Regions from separate parts of the Mus musculus genome. Here region 1 is linked to region 2. Evidence: chromatin contacts called from ENCODE Hi-C data. All regions are on one chromosome and are shown on one strand. The core of a region is the stretch at or near the end of the contact, and the rest is flanking DNA. Distances in the headings are between cores, read along the strand shown. Region 1 holds the start of Kdm6b (KDM1 lysine (K)-specific demethylase 6B). Region 2 holds the start of Acadvl (acyl-Coenzyme A dehydrogenase, very long chain).

What was found. Hi-C counts contacts between places; a loop is a spot of excess contacts on that map.
Region 1: a map of T-helper 1 cell shows a loop between it and region 2 (3-fold over the local background). The contact joins the promoter of Kdm6b here to the promoter of Acadvl in region 2. A Hi-C loop is called at or near these places in 2 of 37 maps with a recorded cell type or tissue (T-helper 1 cell and regulatory T cell).

The regions. Positions count from the first base shown.
Region 1 is chr11:69,413,518-69,418,818 of GRCm38, forward strand. It overlaps Kdm6b (KDM1 lysine (K)-specific demethylase 6B), which reads right to left and starts at 2,677. Exons shown (of 24, transcript NM_001017426.2): 1 at 2,500-2,677; 2 at 16-156. Gm51903 (a long non-coding RNA gene) reads left to right here and starts at 1,996. Exons shown (of 2, transcript XR_003949708.1): 1 at 1,996-2,267.
Region 2 is chr11:70,014,091-70,019,372 of GRCm38, forward strand. Acadvl (acyl-Coenzyme A dehydrogenase, very long chain) reads right to left here and starts at 1,338. Exons shown (of 20, transcript NM_017366.3): 1 at 1,173-1,338; 2 at 1,027-1,105; 3 at 703-768; 4 at 541-613; 5 at 389-453; 6 at 155-289. The coding sequence starts at 1,234. It overlaps Dlg4 (discs large MAGUK scaffold protein 4), which reads left to right and starts at 3,113. Exons shown (of 22, transcript NM_001370675.1): 1 at 3,113-3,143; 2 at 3,332-3,430; 3 at 3,696-3,736. The coding sequence starts at 3,125.

The DNA.
Region 1 (5,301 bases), core at 1,427-3,926, 600 kb before region 2:
AGCAGCCAAGCTTACCAGATGGAGTTGGAAGTGGACTGTCTCATGGAACAAGCACTCCAGCAGTGGGTTACAGCAGAAGTGGGGTGGGTCCTATGGGCTACAGCAGAAGTCGTGGGGTGGGTCCTGCTATGAGGCTGACATGGTGCCTGGGGGAACCTAAAAGAAAACAATTTCAGTTAGAGATGGGATCTCCCAAGATAGAGGAGTTCCCTTCCTTCCTGGTCCCCCTCATTGAGAAACCAGGCTCTAGAGGTCAGATGAGATGGGAGATTCGGTTTCCATGGCAACCTGGAAAAAAGCCATCTTCCAACCTTTCCTTTAGGAAGCAGCCTGGTTCAGGTAGTAAGGAAGCATAGGGTGGCACCTCAGTACCAACCCACGTCGCCCTTTTCTGACTAGACTGATATTCTGGCTCAGGCCCAGCTACAGGGGACATCTACTGTCAAGCAACCTTAGTTCCTGCCCCCAGGGCATGTGGACCCTAGGCCTTCAGTTCTGCTACCTCCAACCCTAACAAGACACCAGATAGTCAACACCACCTTTTGGACTCTGACCCTTCCAGTTCCCTTAGGCTGGTGTAGGCAGGTTCTGGCAAGCGGCACAGGTGGTCAGACAAGATGAACGGGCCCAACAGGGAGGAGCCTTCTTCCTCCGCAAGAGCTGTGACTGGGCCTGAGCTAGGAAGTAGCCTCTGCAGCAGGCTCCCTCCATGTCACCTCCAAAACCATATCCTGTTTCCCCATCACCTCCTTCCTCCATGTGGCCCAAGGAGGTGACAGGGGCCCACTCTCTTCCCTCCTAATCCTTAGATACAAAGAGCTAGGTATATTACTACAAGTCTAGGGCCAAGACTCAGGTGTTGATAGCAGGAGTTAGGCCTCAGTCAACCCTCACCTCAGACTCACTCCTTGGGGACCAGTGTTTTCTCCAGGACCCAGACACACGGGCTCTCTACCTGGCCTCTCCATTTCCTGGCCTTCCAGCCCCCATCTTTCCCCCTGCCCCAGAGACTTAGGCCTCTGGCCTCCATGATGCAATGCACTGCAAGCTTTTGTGCCTGCTGATGACACTGCCCCCAGGGAAGTGTTATTTCTGACCTAAGCAAGGCCCTTAAGGAACAGTGGTCAGCAGCGAGCTGAGAAAACTGGATTGGCTAGGACCTTCTGGAGAAAAGATGCTAGAGGCTGGACCCTTCTGGACAGGGAAGCAAATTCAGGACTAAGGTGCTTACCCAGCAGTTGATAGAATTTGTGGCTACGGGGTAGGCTAGCCTATAGAGGGGGGGAGGGTTGCAGGCCAGACCAAGGGGGTCAGAAGGGTATGTGATGGGTGTCTGGACACCAGAGTGGGGGAGGGCCAACAGCCATTTAAAGGGCCAACCTCAGAACTTTAATCCCTTACCAGCCTTGGCCCCAAGCAGGAGGCTGTAATTCATCTGCCCAACAGCTGGGGTGGGGGTGGGGGGGCATGTGCATGAGGAGGAGGGGCTGGGGCCTTCTTGTGCAAAGAACCAAACAACAAAAGGGGAAGCTGAAGGGGCCAGCTCTAAAGTACCCAGGTCACCCTACTGACCTGCGGATCTGCCAGTGGCCCCCACCTGGTTCTGGCCCACAGGTTCTGTAGTTCAGACTCACAGATTCTTGGTCATGGAGTCAAAGGGCTCACCCATGGGGTTCTGAAGAAAGCCTAGACTGAGCACCCTCAGGGCAGGCTGTCAACCCCTTCTTGCACTTTTCCAGCCACAGTAACTGGACTGGAGACCTGAGGCCCAGTCCCAGACAGCCTCAAATGCCCTGCTCACCAGCCAAGCCTCTGTAGACATAGCCTGCCAGCTCCCCCTCCTGCCAGCACAGGGTGGCAGTGGCCACACCAAGGCTGTCCCTTTAAATCATTTCCACCCCTGACGGTGTGGACAAACCAAGGGCCCTGCCCCCCAGGCAGGCAGCTTGCCACCACCCCACCCCCTAACCCCCAGATATGTAAGGGCCATTTAAAGGGACATCAGAGAGGCAGCCTGGTCTCTAACAAATCCCCACCCCCTCCTCACACACTCACTGTCCCTGTCTCCAGCAACACACAGCCCCCCTGCCTCTCCATCAGGCCCCAAATTCCGGTTTTCTCTCACCCCTAGAGACTGCTACGAGGAGAATGGGGCAAGGGAGACTGGGGGGAGCCATTAAAGAATAAGGACTCCCTCCTTCCTCAGAGCCCCATGAGACTGGTCGGAAGAAGCCAGCCTAAGAAACATTGAGACAGAACCCCAAAAGGTGCCTCGGGCAGAACAGGGGAGCACACACTGTGGGGTGGGGGGAAGGGAGTCAGGCTGCACGAGACGGAGGGTGGCGGAGCCAGCAGGCGACAAGCCCAACTCGCAGAAATGGAACAAGGAGGGCTGGGGGGGAAAGGCAAGGCCCGGGAAATCGGGGAGACGGAAAGGGGTCGTCCGGGAGGGTGTGGAAGAAAATCAGACAGGGGGAGGGAGAGCCAGGCCAGGGTTACCTGCTGGGTGTCTGTCCCCCGGCGGTGCCCCCAGAGTCCGGGTAGGGAGGGGGAAGCAGCAGGGGGGGGAGTGGGGGCTGGGGGGCGGGGGAGACGGTCCCTCCTCTGCCTCCTGGGCCTGCCCCGGCGCTTGCAGCCTCTGCCTCCCTCCCTCCTCCTCCCCGTCCCTGAGTCCCGGAGTCAAACAAAGAACTGTAGCAGGCTCTCCCCAACCCCCTCCCTCCCTCCTCCTCCTCCTCGTCCTCCTCCTCCTCCTCCACCTCCTCCTCCTCCCCTCCCTCCCCACCAGCAGGCTCCCTCCTCCTCCCTTCCGGTCTCTTCCTTTAACTACCCGCTCCCCCAGCCTCCCCCCACTAGTCTCTCTCCACCCACCCACCCACCCCAACCTTTTACACACCCCTTTAGCCTAGCCATGTCCCCGCTAGGGAAACTGTGGAGTCCCTTTGCAAAATGAAAGGCTCCAGAGAGCAACATGGGAGGGAACCAGAGTATCGCTTGAAAATCACAAGCTACAACGTAATTATTTTAACAGCCAAAGGAATATAGTCTTAGCTATTTTTTTTTAAGGAGGGGAAAAATAAACCTAAAGAAAGCAATACAAATCTGGCTAAAGCCCACATCAAATAAGGTACATAAAGTAGTCGATGCTAATCCCTGACACCCCCCCCCCACACACACACACACACACAACACACACTCCAGGTAGCAGAATTCTCCACTCTTTAACCAATCCCCTGTGAGGGCTACTTTAGAAACAGGTCCACCCACTATAATAACTAACAACATTTAATAATATGTATTTTCTGATACTCATTCGGTATTAATTTTATACCAACCACTGTGCTAAATGCTTTGCATAAATTATTTCACTGCCCCCTCCCATCAGCTAGAAGGTAGGTATTGATATTTAAATGTCCCAGATTGCAGATAGGAGGTTCTGCAAGGTTGTGACTTTTCCCGAGTCCCATTTAGTGGCAGAGCTGGGGTTAGAATCCAGGTTTGAGCCGACAATCCACATTCTTAGGCACAAGAAAGGAGACTCTGTAATACCATCACCAACTCCAAGATTTAACAGAGGGCAGCCATAACTATCACTGGACTTCTCTCTCAAAAGTGGGCAATACCAGAAGCTGATCCACCTACCTACACAGATAAAGACCTTGACTTTTCAGCCTAACTCTTTCTCCTCAGTTTGGTAAGAGGAGGTGACGGGAGTCGCAGGGATGGGCTGGTGTGTATACCCACATACAGCTCCTCTCTTAGGGGCAGCTGTCTTGCAACTACACCCACTTCAGCTCAAGCTGGGAAAGGGGCAACCTGACACTGGGCCATGCAGCAGGTGGGAAACTAAAAAGACTTCAGGAGACACTTCCAAGGGCGCGCGGGAGGGAGTACGGGGGGTGGTAGTGGTAGTGGGGACTGGAGAGGAAGTTTTTCCATGGCAATCTAGGAAAAAGAAGGGGGGGGAAGACCCAGAATTCTCTCAAGCCAGCAAAGGGGCAAAGTCTTTCAGGCCACACCACACCCGCGCCCCTCCCCCTTCACGAAACTCCAGGCCAGGGTTTCCCACCTGCAGGATGCTAATGCCAAGGGAAAGGAAAGGAGAAAGAGATGGCACGGGACTGGAACGGGACTCTGGGCAGAGGTGGGAGGGAATGGAAAGGGGAGGAGATCGCATTGCCTGGCAACCGTCCCGGGGCACGTGCACTGGTGACATCATCCCAGGCCACCTCGAACACAGACCTTTGACTCCTACCAGGGCGAAGAAGCTGCTAGCTGGCTAAATTTCCTGAGAAAATAGCTTTAGGAATTCTGGGAACCCAAAAAGGAGACGAAGGAGGGAACCCAGGCGTCCTGCTTTTATCTCTGTTAACCCCAGCAGAACCAATCCTAGGGAATCCGGTCATTCGCCTGCCTCCTCCTCTCAGCCTCCAGCCTTGACCTCCCAACCCACATTTCTGACTGTCCCGACACGCCCCTCGGAAATACTGTGCCTTCTTTCTTCTGGGCTTGATCCCGGGTTAGGGGCGGGAGACTAAGGGACGGGGCACCAACCAAGTCCCGCGGGACTCCGTCTGCTATCTGCAGGATCCCTTGTGCCCCAGCTGGCCGCCAGCCGGAATCTGTCTGGGTCCCCAACTCTCCCGCCCCTCCCGCGCCGTTCCAGGGCGGAGTCTGTGGAGTTGAAATCAGGACACGCGGAGAGGAAGAGTTATATAACCCTCTGGAGAAGCAGAAAAGGACGAGTGGAGACGGGGACAGCCCGAAAGGAGCCAAGGGAGGTGTAAAGAACGCCAGAGCGTGCGAGGAGGAAATGTTAAGGAAGGGAAGAGGAAGGTCTGGTTTGCCTATCAAAAGCAGGAATTTACAAGAAAAAAAGAAAATAGGCGTAATGACCCTCTGGCCTAGAAAGTCACCGGGACCACAAGGGGCTTCTCACAGTGTCCTGCCCTGTCACTAACTGCAGCTAGGCCTGGGTGGGTTAAGCCTCGGGAAGGGGTGCTTGTACCCACTCCCTTTCTTTTGTGGAAACACCCTTTGCCGGAGCTCGGGAAAGCCGCGGCTGAGCCTAGGGGGCCGGAAACCACAGCTCCGCCCAGCCCACCTGGGAGCTTGGGGCGCCAGCTGGGGGTGGCGGTGGGGAACACAGGTAGCGGGCCTTCCCTCGAGAGGCTGACATTAACAGTCGACACCCGGCTAAAGAGCGCAAACCCACCCAGACGTCTGGGCCCGCAGGGGTTGAGAAACACAACCCTGGACTAGTTTGCAAACACAGACTGACGACCTGAGGCAAAGGGGGGG
Region 2 (5,282 bases), core at 88-2,587:
GTCCTAGTGGGCTGCACACAGATCATGTTTCAGGGGAAAATGTGTGAGAAAAAGGGCAGGCAGGTAGACACTACTCTGGCTACTTGCTTGGCCCTAGTGGTGAGTCTACCAAAACTGGAGCACTGTGGAATGTTAACCAGGGGGATCCTCTCACCTGGGTATTAGAGAGGCCCAAACCACCCAGCTCGCTGGGTACTTGCAGGCCAAATGCCCCCAGTTCCTTGAGTCCCTGCAAAGTGTCGTCCTCCACCTTCTCCAAGGCGTCGTTCTTGGCAGGGTCATTCACTTCCTGAGCAAGGAATAGGAAGAATCTCATATTCAGAGGCTCCTTTAAGCTCCTTAGCATCTTACTTAGCCCAGGAGGGGCTGAGCTCTGGTCATCCCTTACCTCAAAGAACCGGGCCACTGGTCCCACCAGCTCTTTGAGAAATTGTGCCTGTTCTTCACTGAGCACTGTATAATGGGAGAGAAGAGCAGGCTAGTCAGGCAGAGAGGGCTCCCCTGCCCACACTGTCAGTGACTGACTAAGCCTTTACTTACCAGATGGGTATGGGAACACCTGATCAATGGTAAGCTGGCCTTTGAACATCCCCACAGCAAAGGACTTCGATTCCTAGGCAAGGAAGGAAAGGATCTTAGGTGGGTGCCTGGGGTGATTCTACTCCTGGTTTTTAAGTGTCAGTCCAGTTTCCAGTCACTTACTGCCCTGGCTGGTTTTTCTCTGGTGGAAGCATCAGAGGAGAGGGTTTCTGGCTTGTCCAGAACTGCCTGGAGGGAAGGGCAGAGCAGTTAGGCTGGAGATGGGTCTTAAAAGGTGTGCAGGAAGCGCTAGCTCTAGGAAGTGCGTTTGGTGCATGTTCCATTACTTTCTCACTAGGGCACCCTGGCGTGCCCTTTCCCCTACTTTCAGTGACAGAACTGCCACCAGGTGACTGGGTCGAAGAGAGAGACCCCTGTCGGTCGCAGGCTAGTGGGAACTGGCAACTCGCATTTCTACGTCCGTCTCCCTCATCCACTGTCACTTACCTGAGTGGCCTCCCTGGCATAAAGTCGCTGGGCAGAGATAGGCCGGGGTTGTCCCTGAAGCACAGTAGTAGATCGCGAGCTGTAAGGAGTCGGGGTTCAGTTCTGCCCTGGTTCCCAGACCCAGTGTCCCCTTGCTATATACGGACCTTCGGGCCCCCAGCCGCAGCAGCTGTCGCCCCACACTCGGGGTCATCCGAGCCGACTGCATCTCCAAAGCCGCCGCCGAAGTCTTGACCACTGACCTCTTCTCTTCGCGTCTCGCCTGCCCAAAGGTTGTGTGTCTGGGCCCTGACTCATGCTCCACAATGCACTGCGTGGTGGGGGCGTGGTCTTGGGCCTCGATGCATGGTGGGAGCTGAAGTTCCGACGTGTGCCCGGTCCCTGTATTCTACCTGACCTAGGGTGATCCATCTTCAAACGATCCGTTTTCTTTCCCAAACTCTATAGAGCCGCTGGTCTAAACTAAAGTCTGATCCACTAAAAAGGGAAGAGATTAGATAAGAGAAGGAAGAATTAAATGACTAGAAGGTTGGAGGTAGACTGGAGGGAGGACTTCCTAGCTAAAGTTAAAAGAGAGAAAGGAAAATATCAGATGCAGAGACCTGGATTATAAGGAAAAAAATTCTCCTTCAAATAAAGAGGGGCGTGAGGTGGCAGACTCAAGCTGGGGTGTACTCTAAGCGAATTCTGAGATCTAGAAGATTTCACCAACTTAAAACACTTCTAAAAGCGCGTAGTAGGCACCTCTAGTCTCTCATGGACTTTGGGAGATAATAAATCACGATCACTATGAATTTGAGGCCACATAGACCCTGCTAGAGTGAAGACTCCAAATACATAAGTCTTAGGAAATGAATACTTTTTTTTAAAAAAGAACTTTATGTGTGTCTCTGTGTGTCTGTATATTAGCGTGTGCACATGGGTGCAGTGCCTATAGATACAGAGACCAGAAGCTGTGGAGCTGGAGGGAAGTTGTGAGTCTCCCGACGTGGTTGCTGAGAACAGAACTAAGGTCCTCTGGAAGAGCAAAATGCATCGTGTGTGTGTTGTATGGTTTTTGTTGTTGTTGGTGGTGGTTTGTTTTTCTGAGACAGGGTTTCTCTGTGTAGCCCTGACTGTCCTGGAACTTACTCTGTAAACAAGACTGGTCTTGAACTCAGAAATCTGCCTGCCTCTCCTTCCCAAGTACTGGGATTAAAGGTGTGCGCCACCACTGCCAGGCTAGTTTTTTTGTTTGTTTGTTTTTTAATTTATGTATGTGAGTACACTGTAGCTGTCCTCAGACACATCAGAAGAGGGCATCGGATCCCATTATAGATGGCTGTGAGCCACAATGTGGTTGCTGGGTATTGAACTCAGGGCCTCTGGAAGAGCAGTCAGTGCTTTTAACCCCTGAGACATCTCTCCAGCCCTCCCTTTTTTTTTTTTTTTTTTAGGCTTTAAAGGTTTATTTTAAAATTTTTATATATATGAGTGTTTTGTGTGTATATATATATATATATATATATATATATATATATCCCACCAAGGTCAGAAGAAGGCATTAGATCACCTGCAACTGGAATTACATACAGTTAGCTGTACACTGCCATGTATGTGGACACTGGAGACTGAACACAAGTCCTCTGCCTAAGAGCAACGCATGCTCTGATTGCTGAGCTGTCTTGAACCTCATCTAAAAGTCTGCTTATGCGAGTGTGCACTCACATAAGCCCTTATCAGAAGACAACTTCCAATAGTTCTCTCCACATTTATGTGGGTCCCTGATGACAGGCTTGGCAGTGAGTTCCTTTACTCAGTGAGCCATGTCACTGCCCCCGACCCCTTCTCAGTATGGTCAGGCCTGGGGAGAAAAAGAGCTTAACTCTGGGTTGCTGGGACTGCCTTAGATAAAATCCTCTTTCCCACTCACAGAAAAGCAGCTAAATTATGCCTGGCATTTGGGAAGGTACACTATGCGGAGCAAAGTGTTACCTGGTGACCTGGGGAAGAATGGAATCTAGACCGATTGTCCACTTTACTAGCTACAACTGCGTAGGCTGAAGGCAGCTCAACTTCAATCTTGGCGGATTAGGGAGATTAAATCGAGAGAAGAGAGATGTCCCAGAGACCAAGAGGTGAAAAAAAAAAACCAACCCGGGTCTTTGAGGGGGTGATCTGGATCTGGGATGGGGGCCCAGGGGCTCCTTCTCTTCCTGAATCTATCCATGGTGTCTGGAAAAAGAAGACAAAGGCTGGGAAACCTTAGATGACTAAGTGGGTAAGTGGCTTGGTCTCGATCCTTTGTCACTTGCTTTTTTACCAGCTCCCAGGTCAGCCCTCTGGCTACTGGCCCCCCCACTACTGCGGTGGGCACCTCCCCTCCTCACAGTGCTGCACAGTGATCTCTTCCAGGCCTTGCTGGGTGAGTAAGGCTGGTGTTCTGAGGGGCCACAGTGGACAGGGCTGGCCTGTGGTATGGGGTCAAGCATTACAGGTTCTAGGCTGGTTGGAAATACTCAGAGCATCTAGTCCAGGCTCTCGCTTGTATAGAGCCATCACACTGTACCTCCTAGCAGCATCCATCCTAGCCGGAGGAGCCTCTCTTGACACACAGAAGCCAGGGGTAGCAGGGGTGGCCAGAGGGCCCCGGGATTTGGGAGGGTGACTTAATTCTGTTCCTGTGACAGACATCCTGGACTATTATGAGGCTTGTATCTCAGAGAGTCAGGTAAGGTGATGACGGTGGGTGCCTGGCTTCCTGACTGCCTGAGCTGGCAGGACTGGAGGGACAAGAGTACATTCTTCTAATTCTAAACTGAGACTTAGGGGCCCAGGCAACATGATCCCTAGTACTGACTGAGGAGTTGGGGCACCAGCAGTGCTGTCTGTGGGCAGCCAGCCCTATGCCCTTTCTCCTTTCTTCTCCCCTTTCTTGCATTGCCCCAATTTCAATACCAGGAAGTCCAGGTCATACTTAATTACTTTTCAGACTTCTTCCTGTGACTCCTAGGGGAGAACTAGGTCCCCAAGATTCTCTACTGCCAGCCCCTCCCTCAACCCCTTACCCCACGCTATGGCCTCCCTCCTGCACTCAACCAAGGAGGGATGCTCCCCTCCCAGCTGTGGGCTTTTTTCCTCTAAGGAGGAATTCCATCCTCCTCATCTTTGCTGTCATCACCGAGGTTAGCCAGGTCTCCATGTTTGCCGTAGGGCCTCTCTGCTTGTGCTTCTAGCTCCTTTCCCATTATCCGGGTTCCTGCCAGCAGTGAAGGAGTTAACACTGCCAAGGCACCCCCCCCATTCTGGCTCCTAGCTCCCTCCCTCCCTCCCCCTGCTTCCTCTCTCCTCCTCTCTCCCCTTCCCTCCTCGGCTCCGCGGCTACATCGGCCGCTGCCATCTCCAACCCCCCCCACCCCACTCCCCCGCCACGGCCCCTAGCCCCTGGCCGTTTGGCAAGACCCCCGCATACCCCGGGGCTTCCCGAAATCCAGTTCCCCTCCCCCATCCCAGCTCATGCCCCAGCCCCAGAACTCCGGGGCTGCCAGCCCCCTGTGCCCCTACCCCTCCTGAGAATCGGGGTGTGCTCCTCAAGCCCCCTCCCCTCCACTGGGGAGCCCCTTTTAGGGTCCCCCCTCCCTTCCACGCTCCCCTACCCTTCTCTTCTCCAACCTTCTCCTTCCCCTCTCACCCCTCCCCCCATCCTGGCCCCCCCTGCAAAAGTGGGGTGCGGAGGGGGGAGGGGTGAGAACCCACCGAGGGGAGGAACAAAACTCCAATGAAGTCAGAGCCCCCTACTCGCCGCCGCGGCCAGGCCCCCCAACATGGACTGTCTCTGTATAGTGACAACCAAGGTAAGCATGATGGGGAAGCCGTGGGGAGGGGGAGTAGGTAATGAATTTGTGGAGAAGGGTTAGGTAGGCCTTATCTAGGGCTGCAGGCACTGGAGTGAGAGCCTCAGAAGTAAGATCTATTAGAGGGGGTCACAGTTTAGTTTTGGGGTTCACATCTGAGAAAAGGATGGATTTGGCCACAGGTGCCTCCTGGAGTGATCATTTTGTACCTATAAGGAAATGGAGAATCTGGTGTTTGGGGTGGCTTGGTGAGCTTTAGTGTTCACCAGCAGTGTTTTGAGGGCAATTTATTTAAGGAGAAGCCTGCCTGCCTCACATGGGAGTTCTGCTCATATATGTGGGAAGGTGGGCTATGTGAGTGTGCTGGGGGGGAGGGTTGTCTTCCTTTCTGGGCAAAAAAGCTCATTTTGAGATACTGACCAA